Linked DNA regions of Homo sapiens: region 1 is linked to region 2. The links are chromatin contacts, found by Hi-C in ENCODE. All regions are on one chromosome and are shown on one strand. Each heading gives the region's core, a stretch centred on a gene start or an enhancer-like site at or near the end of the contact. The rest is flanking DNA. Distances are from core to core; before and after follow the strand shown. Region 1 overlaps GRK4 (G protein-coupled receptor kinase 4). Region 2 holds the start of POLN (DNA polymerase nu).

What was found. A loop is a pair of places that touch in the nucleus more often than their neighbours do. Pooled maps may share reads with other maps.
Region 1: a loop to region 2 is called in a map of mammary epithelial cell, with 10 times the contacts of the local background. The contact joins the enhancer-like site here to the promoter of POLN in region 2. A Hi-C loop is called at or near these places in 1 of 168 maps with a recorded cell type or tissue (mammary epithelial cell), 1 of 37 single-sample maps with no recorded cell type and 9 of 50 pooled maps.

Annotation. Positions count from the first base shown.
Region 1 is chr4:3,034,901-3,039,715 of GRCh38, forward strand. GRK4 (G protein-coupled receptor kinase 4) reads left to right here. Exons shown (of 16, transcript NM_182982.3): 13 at 486-623; 14 at 2,474-2,611; 15 at 3,476-3,613. Among named protein-coding and RNA genes, the nearest start is that of HTT, 37 kb to the right of the region's middle. RefSeq lists enhancers at 2,768-2,817, 3,398-3,487, 3,498-3,547. Within about 2 kb of position 3,376, at least 4 of the 41 ENCODE cell types and tissues checked have a DNase peak (open chromatin) inside an H3K27ac peak, as active enhancers do.
Region 2 is chr4:2,239,421-2,243,675 of GRCh38, forward strand. POLN (DNA polymerase nu) reads right to left here and starts at 2,701. Exons shown (of 26, transcript NM_181808.4): 1 at 2,631-2,701; 2 at 2,100-2,370. HAUS3 (HAUS augmin like complex subunit 3) reads right to left here and starts at 2,701. Exons shown (of 6, transcript NM_001303143.2): 1 at 2,631-2,701; 2 at 2,100-2,370; 3 at 618-1,673. The coding sequence starts at 1,526. It also overlaps the pseudogene COX6B1P5. RefSeq lists enhancers at 1,884-2,385, 1,992-2,091 and a silencer at 2,772-3,131.

The DNA of each region.
Region 1 (4,815 bases), core at 2,126-4,625, 800 kb after region 2:
AGTGTCATATAATTTAATGAGTAAAGTCTGAGTTCCTGAGGTCTGCTTGATGCTTGGAAATTATTTGTTAGATGCAGCTGGGCGCGGTGGCTCACGACTGTAATCCCAGCACTTTGGGAGGTCGAGGCGGGTGGATCACGAGGTCAGGAGATGGAGACCACGGTGAAACCCCGTCTCCACTAAAAATACAAAAAATTAGCTGGGCACGGTGGCGGGTGCCCATAGTCCCAGCTACTCGGGAGGCTGAGGCAGGAGAATGGCGTGAACCCGGGAGGCTGAGCTTGCAGTGAGCCGAGATCGCACCACTGCACTCCAGCCTGGGTGACAGAACGAGACTCCATCTCAAAAAAAGAAAAAAAAAGAAATGATTTGTTAGATGCACCTGCTCTGCCCTCCCGAGTCCTTTGGTTATTATTATGCAGGGGAGTTTTGAGTTTTCATTTTTATCCAGAGGCTCAAGTGGGTTGCATTTCTGCCTCTTGCAGTTACTCACCAAGAATCCAAGCAAGCGGCTGGGCTGCAGGGGCGAGGGAGCGGCTGGGGTGAAGCAGCACCCCGTGTTCAAGGACATCAACTTCAGGAGGCTGGAGGCAAACATGCTGGAGCCCCCTTTCTGTCCTGATGTAAGTGCATTGCCAGGACGAGCAGGGCCCTAGGAACAGTGATCCGCACAGCACGGTTTTTCTCTTTCTTTTTTCAAAAATAGAGATGGGGGGTCTCACTGTGTTGCCCAGGCTGGTCTTGCACTCCTGGCCTCAAGTGGTCCTCCACCTTGGCCTCCCACAGTGCTGGGATTATAGGCGTGAGCCACTGTGCCCGGCTGCAACACAGTTTTTTGTTTTTTTTTGTTTTTTATTACAACAGATACAGAATCAGCAGGTACAGTTAGCATGTGGCTTTTGCTCATGGTGCCTGTCCTACCTGGTTCTTCTTCCCTCCCCCGTCACCCCAGTGTGCTTTGGCCACTCACTGGGCCCCTCACAGACCTCAGCGGTGCTCTAGCTCCCTGCCTCGTGTCACTGTCAGCCTCACTGCTGGGGGAGCCCCCCAGGTAGCTGAGACCACAGCCACACACCACCCAGCTCATTTTCACTTCTTTTCTAGAGACGGGGGTCTCCCTATGTTGCCCAGGCTACTTTTGAACTCCTGGCCCCAAGTGATCCTCCTGCCTTGACCTCCCAGAATGCTGGGATTACAGGCATGAGCCACTACGCCTGGCCACCCGTGTCCCCTTTCTGGTCTCAGGGCTGGCTTTCTCTCTCATTCTTGTGTTTCCCACAGCCGTGAGGCCCTGCTTCCTTTGTCTGGAACGCGTGTCCCCACTCTGCTTCTCATGAGGTCCTGGGACTGTGGCCTGGCCCCGTACTGAGGACCCTGAAGTGGTCACTGTGCCTCCTTGTGAGTGTGCTGTTGGGACACCTTCCTCTGGACTGTCCCCGAGGGGCGGGGCCTGCCGGTCCACTTCCGCCTCCCCACCTTGAGGGTATGAATGAGTGAAGAGCAGCTACTCTAACAGCTGTGCTGACCGTGGCCTTTGGAGCCACTGCTTTGCTGAAACACTCACTGTAGTGCACAAGTCCTGGGTGAAAAGTTTCTCAGGACTGCGGGTGCCTCCGGCATGAGCAGATGAGGGTCCCACAGCTGCCGACTTCCGTGCTTTTTGTTCCTTTGCCCTGAAAGTGCAAGGAACTGTACTGGCGGCAGGTGGAGACCCGGACCTTGGCACTCCCTCCTGCCTGCCTGACCCTCTGCCTCTGAGGACAGCAGTGCCGGGATAGGAGCTGCAGACCTGGGTTCCTGTCCCAGAGGAGGGACCTGCTGATTCAGGGAGCTGAGCGGAGGGATGAGGTCCCTTGCAGCCTTGGAGACCACTCAGTGGACCTGCAGGAGGATGGGAAGTGGGAGCTGCTGCTGTTCCTCAGGTTTTCTCCGGGTGCTTTGCCAGGAGTGCACCAAGAATTGGAGGCAGGGGCGAGAATTGTCACTAAGGGATCCCACCGCTGGTGGCCTCTGTCCCTGTTCACACTTCTCCGGTTCTGTGCTGCATCTTCCAATACGTGCAGTCCACCCTGCCCTGCATCCCTGACCTCTGTTTGCAATCCATTTTGCACTACGGAAAGGAGAAGGGCATGGCCTCAGGAGGGGTGTGTGTGTGTGTGTGTGTGTGTGTATGTGTGTGTGTATGTGTGTGTGTGTGTGTGTGAGAAAGAGGGAGAGAGCCAGGGCATGCAAGGGACCTGGCACAGACAGTACCACAAAATTGGTGACACTAAAAGCTGGCGAACCACCTCTTCAGAGGACACATTCTGTGATTTAGAAAATGCCTCAAGTGAGAGGGGCCTGGCAAAAGAATGGAGACAGGGAGAGTGGCGGTGTTTATGCGTCAGTTTGCTGGGCGTTTCATTCTTGGGAACTGAGGGAGCTGAGAATTGCTGTAGTCATCTCAGAGGCTGCCCCTGTTCTTGCTACACAGCCTCATGCCGTTTACTGTAAGGACGTCCTGGATATCGAGCAGTTCTCGGTGGTGAAAGGGATCTACCTGGACACCGCAGATGAAGACTTCTATGCTCGGTTTGCTACCGGGTGTGTCTCCATCCCCTGGCAGAATGAGGTACTGCCCTTCCAGCACAGCCGCTTTACGTTAGTTCCAACAGTGACCCAGGGAAAAGGGTGTGTGTGTGTCCGTGTGTGTGTGTGTGTCTGTGTGTATTTGGGAGATAAAATTATATAAGACGGCTGGGCGCAGTGGCTCACGCCTGTAATCCCAGCACTTTGGGAGGCTGAGGCAGGCAGATCATGAGGTCAGGAGTTCGAGACCAGCCTGGCCAACATAGTGAAACCCTGTCTCTACTAAAAGTACAAAAATTAGCCAGGCATGGTGGCAGGCACCTGTAGTCCCAGCTAGTAGGGATGCTGAGGCAGGAGAATCGCTTGAACCTGGGAGGCAGAAGTTGCAGTGAGCTGAGATTGCGCCACTGTACTCCACCTTGGGCGACAGAACGAGACTTCGTCTCACCCAAAAAAAAAAAAAAAAAGATTGTATAAGACTTTTGACCACAGGACTAGACCATGGGCAAGCCAAGGACCATATCAGCAGCTGTCCAGAAGCACAGCGGCTGTCCCTGGTCCCAATGACAGGAAGTGGACAGGAGGTAGCTATTTTGGGTCTGATGGGAGCTTGCCTGCCACCCCGAGCCCCACTCCCTAAGCAGGGCTGGCTGGCAGCCAGGGTTCCCATGGTAGTTCCCTGCTTTGGGAGTACACTCAGAGACAAGGGGAGAGGAGACCACATTACTTATTCCAAGAAGAGGTCAGGAAGCAGGGAAGGAGGAACCCAGAAAAGGGGCCCCACAGTGGGTGCAGGAGCTCTGAGGTGCCCCGCACGGGGCTGGGCAGGAGCTGCTGGCACTGGGAGACACCCACTGACCTGGCAGTTTCTCTGCGGCTTCTCTGTCCTGTTATTCTGTGCATGCAGATGATCGAATCTGGGTGTTTCAAAGACATCAACAAAAGTGAAAGTGAGGAAGCTTTGCCATTAGATCTAGACAAGAACATACATACCCCGGTTTCCAGACCAAACAGAGGCTTCTTCTATAGACTCTTCAGAAGAGGGGTAAAAAGACTTAAAAACTAATATATGTGTGTGTATGTGAAAAAAAAAAAAACATACTGACTGCCAAGGTGAAAACCTGGTACTTTTTCTGTTTGCGATGGCTCCTACAGGCAGTTTTATACAGTCTGAGAGCCACATGGTGCTAGGTGGAGGCCAGCCAGAACAATGAGAACACCCTCGCAGTGAGGTTTGTTGCTGGGATGAAGACTGTTCTGATCCAAAACAGGACTACCTTCCAGCATTTACAAACAGGTTCCCGTGTCGCTGACAAAATAGTTTACACTGGGCTCAGAAATCGGCATCCTGTGGAACCTTCGTCAGATGGCACTCACAGTGCATCTCTCCCTGCTCTGGCTCTTAGACTCACCTCCTTCGCCCGCTGCACGGGGAAAGTGGATTCCTTTTTGAAAAGGGAATCCTGGCTGGGTGCGGTGGCTCACGCCTGTAATCCCAGCACTTTGGGAGGCCGAGGCAGGTGGATCACCTGAGGTCAGGAGTTTGAGACCAGCCTGGCCAACATGGCAAAACCCCAATTCTACTAAAAATACAAAACTTAGCCGGGTGTGGTGGCACATGCCTGTAGTCCCAGCTACTTGGGAGGCTGAGGCAGGAGAATCGCGTGAACCCAGGAGGTGGAGGGTGCAGTGAGCCGAGATCGTGCCACTGTACTCCAGCCTGGGCAACAGCGCAAGACTCCATCTCAAAAAGAAAGAAAGAAAAATGGAATCCTTTGGAAAGACTTTCTGTAATAGCATTAAATGTAGACAAGCCTTTTTTCCATGCAAAGTGTCTCTCCTTGGATTCGTGGGCCATCCTACTTTGCACCCTGTGTGTTCCCAGGGGGTTGATTCAGAGCTTGGCCACTAACATTCTAATCCATCTTTCTTTCAGTATGAAAAATAGGCTAGGCGTGGTGGCTCACGCCTGTAATCCCAGCACTTTGGGAGGCTGAGGAGGGTGGATCACCTGAGGTCAGGAGTTCAAGACCAGCTTAGCCAACATGGTGAAACCCCATCTCTACTAAAAATATAAAAATTAGCCGGTCATGGTGGCATGTGCCTGTAATCCCAGCTACCTGGGAGTCTGAGGCAGGAGAATCGCTTGAACCTGGGAGGCGGAGGTTACAGGGAGCCGAGACTGCACCATTGCGCTCCAGCCTGGGTGACAAGAGTGAAACTCTGTCTTAAAAAAAAAAAAAAAAA
Region 2 (4,255 bases), core at 1,451-3,950:
CTACGTAATTATTGGATTTCCTATATCATTCAAATGTTTTGTCAGCTATAGAAACTAACTTGGTGCTGATATTCTGATTCAGAAAAGTTACATTTTTACTCAAGTATCTAGCAGTTATATTACCAAGAAAACAAGCTCTCCAAGAGTGCAGACAGACATCTGCAATACATCTATCCATATATTCTCAAAAAGAAATCAGTTTCAGTCTACTGAACCTGGACCTCTGACTTCATTAGCACTATGCTCTGGTTGGAGCAAACGAGGCAGAATACCCATAATAAAGCAATTAGTTTCTAGCCACATCTTAAAAAGAAAATCTCAGTCCAGTCTGTATCTGCATTACACAAATTTAAAATTCGGAATGCAAATTAAAGCACTTTTGTTTAAAATAAATTAGATAATGTGGTAGAGATTATAATTACTATTGCTGCCCTCCATTAACGTATGGAACTATTTGTATGAAACATTGACACAGATCACAAATAAGCACTGAACAAAGAAAATAAAATGTAATCTCTTCTCAGATGCACCATTCTAAAGTACTTTAACAGCAATATTATCTCCTCTATTCCTAACAATAATTACAATGTGAATCCAATCTCATTTCTTATGCTTACCTTGCTGGTTAGGCTGTGAAGACTCTCCTCTGCCCATTTTATACTTGACTTCATGCTCGAATTACTTGCTTTTAAGTGAATTAACTGATGTTGAGCACAAATGTATGCGAGCTGCAGTCTAGCCATCTCTAGTCGTCTCTCCTCAAGGATTTCTTGATTATCACAAATAGATGGTGTCTGTATATCTAAAAGTTGAAAATTGTCTTCATTTGAACTTTCAACTACTTCATGTATACCCTGAAAGAACTGTTTTTTGGTATACAAAGTTAATGCTGCTGTGCTTTGCTCTTCCTGACTTAGGTATTTTTCCAAGGAAAATTGCGATAAAAATACCAGTGGATTTGTCCCTTGACCTAAATTAGAATGTCTGAAGAACATCATCAATTGTGTAACTTCATCAGTAAGAGCCTGAAGTTCATTACTGATCTTAGTGATCATTGCATTTAGAATTCCTTGACTCTGCTTCAGCTTTTTAGTGGCTTCTTCTTCTTTAGCATTTAACCTCAGAGATTTGTGGCTAGTTACTGAAGCCATCAATTGACATTTATTACGTCGCTGAATTTTTAGGTTCTTTAATTTCAGTAGAGTTTGAACCTCATCCTCTAATTTCTCCAGCTCTTTATCATCCAGTCTAGGTGTCTTCAAATCAGAAGTTTTACACGTTTTAAGAGCTTCATCCAATGCCGCCCCTTCTAGAATAGGCTTGCCTGATTTCTGAAGAATGCTAAAAGCTTCCAATTCTCTTTCAGACAACACGTTCTGTTCATTCACATTCCCACAAAACCACTTCAGAAACGATTCATCTTCAACGCCCTCAAACAACCAGTCAAAGTCTTCTCCATTAAGATTATCAGCTTTGGGATAACCAATTTTTTTTAATGTTTCCACAAACTCATTTCCACAACTCATGGTTTTAACTACCCCAATTTTGTTGTATCTGATATGGGTTTACGGTGTTGATTTTTAGAAAATAAATCCAAGCAGAAAAAAAGCTACGTTTTATACCAAGTCCACAGAGAAGGGAAAATATATTTTTAGAATCTATAATGATTCCTCCTAGGGGGGAAGAAAACAAGTATTAGACCACAAATATGACGACAGTGTTTTTAAAAAGAAGACACAGACAAATATCACATGATATCCGAGAGCGGGATAAATGACAGGTAGTCGTAGCTGCAATGTTTGATGATGATAAAGAGAAACAGAAACAATTAGGCTAGTTCTCAGAAAACCGCAACAGTAACGAAAAGTAATTAACAAGAAAGTGGATCTATTTGGATCCATTTTATCTTTTTTTCCAAAGATAAAATGGTTTAAAATGCATTACACTTTATAGAGCAGCATTTGTTTTTAATTCAAAATAAATGGATCCAAACAAACCCAAGCCACCAGGAGGCTAGGCAGCCTCTCTTCCCTGCCCTCCGTACGTAAGAAGACGCAAATAAGCATGGCACATCTTCTGAAGATCAACTAAATATTTACCTCAACGTCTCGCCGGGCAAGGCTCCACCTCCAGAGTCCACCACCGCGACGCGGAGAACAGCAGGAGCAGCAGGGAAGCGCGCGGCCACAATTAAGGGTGCTTCGGGCCGGCCTTCAGCCAGCGCTGAGGCAGCCCCGACGCCAGGGCCGCGCGAACCCCAGAGGCAGCGGCAAGCCCCAGGGATCCGCGGCCCCAAGGCCGCGATACACCAGACGCGCCAGCGGCAAAACCTTCCTTCGGAGGGTCACCCAGCTGTGACACCTAAGCACGCTGACAAAACAAACGCACAAGCCCACCGAATCGCCGTCGACACCGAGCTGCAGAAGACGGGGGTGACAGGCCCCGCACAGCCCCCGCCCCAGCTCCTCGCCCAGCGGACCGGGCCCTGATCCCCGGGCAGCTGCTGGAGCACCTGGAAGGAGCCCCCAGGAGCGCAGGAAAAAAAAGAGGCACCTGGGTGCAGACGGGGATCGCGGCCACTCCTCCAGCCCCACACCCCTGCGCCCAGAACCGAGGCCCGCGTCAGTCACCTCAGGAAGTTCCGCTTGCTTCTCGCAGGAGCCCGCCGCCACCGCCCTCCGTGCCCCGCGCGCCTCGCACTGCCTCACGGGAGCGCCTGGACGCGCGCAAGCGCACAAGGCGACGGCGTGGTCGTGGGGGATGACTGTTTGCGCAGGCGTAGTGTCAAAAGAGGCGGAGTCGGCGAGGCTGGACTATGGGGTGGAGCTGAGCAGGCGGCGCTCGGCCCCCGGCCGCTGCGGGCATCCTGCCTCCTGGGCGGGGCGCAGGGCAGAGAGAGGCGGGGTCTGGGCCGGGAAGGGCGGGGACAGGGCCTGGACAGGGGCGGGGCCTGGGCAGGGGGCGGAGCCTGGGCAATGAATGGGGTGCAGAGGGGTGCAGAGGGGTGCGGTGGGGCGCCCTCTGGGGAGCTGAAGCTGCGGGCCTGCTCTCAACGGAGCCGTCAGTTGTGCTTCAGGCCTGCCCTGCCCCGTACTTCAATCTAGACCCTCTGAAGGCACTTTTGAATGGTACAAAGAGCAGCGCAGGTTGGTGGTTGGGAGACAGGCTGGAGCCCGGCGGTGATAGCGCTCGCCCCCGAGAGAGACGAGTTCCCGGAACATTCACAGCAGCCCGACCAATGCCTGGTACATTTTAAGGGTTAGGGATTGTTCGCTTAGAGTCTTTTACAATGAACTTTATTTTGCAAAAACACTTAATTTCTAATCCCTCACCAGAACACTATGTAAAAGCTGACTTCTGGCCGGGCGCGGTGGCTCATGCCTGTAATCCCAGCACTTTGGGAGGCCGGGGGGGGGGGGGGGGGGGATCATGAGGTCAGGAGTTCGAGACCAGCCTGGCCAAGATGGTGAAACCCCATCTCTACTAAAAAATACAAAAATTAGCCGGGCGCGGTGGTGGGCGCCTGTAATCCCAGCGACTCGGGAGGCTGAGGCAGGAGAATCGTTTGAACCCAGGAGGTGGAGGTTGCAGTGAGCCGAGATCACGCCACTGCACTCTAGCCTGGGCGACAGAGCAAGACTCCGTCTCAAAAAAAAAAAAAAAAAAAAAGCTGACTTCCTCCACAATTCCCTTTTCAAAATGTTAGAAATAAACGGAATGGCCTGAGTTAAATACATCGATATATTTAACTCAAGGAGGATGGTACACCATTTCCAAAGAGGATGGCAGTCAGTGAAAGATGACTGAAACGGGATTGCTAAATTTCATGTGAATCTGGCTGATGCCCTACAGCCCAGTGAAACCAGACCTCTCTATTGGACAGAATTCGTTTGCATCTCTACCAAACAAAAATCCTTTGCCACTCCTCAGTCTTCCACAGGTTAGCAGGGGCTTTGGTCATGGGTAAATATAATAGTACTCCCTCCCTTCAGCGTCAAATGACCCTAAAGGTGGCTTGTTAGACAATGTCCTAGTCCAGGGTGACTAGGTAGAAGTCGTTTGGATAGTTTTTCTTAATATTTTTAAGGAGAGAAATAAGAATGTTCTAAGGCAAATATTGTAATCTGATCGAGTCAAAGATATTTCCTATTCATTCTTCACTTGTTTCACGTTTTTTTCCTCCTCTTTTAAAAGTCAATAAGGCCTAAAATGATCTGAAAAACAAACATGATGGGAAAAAATTCAAAGAGTGGTG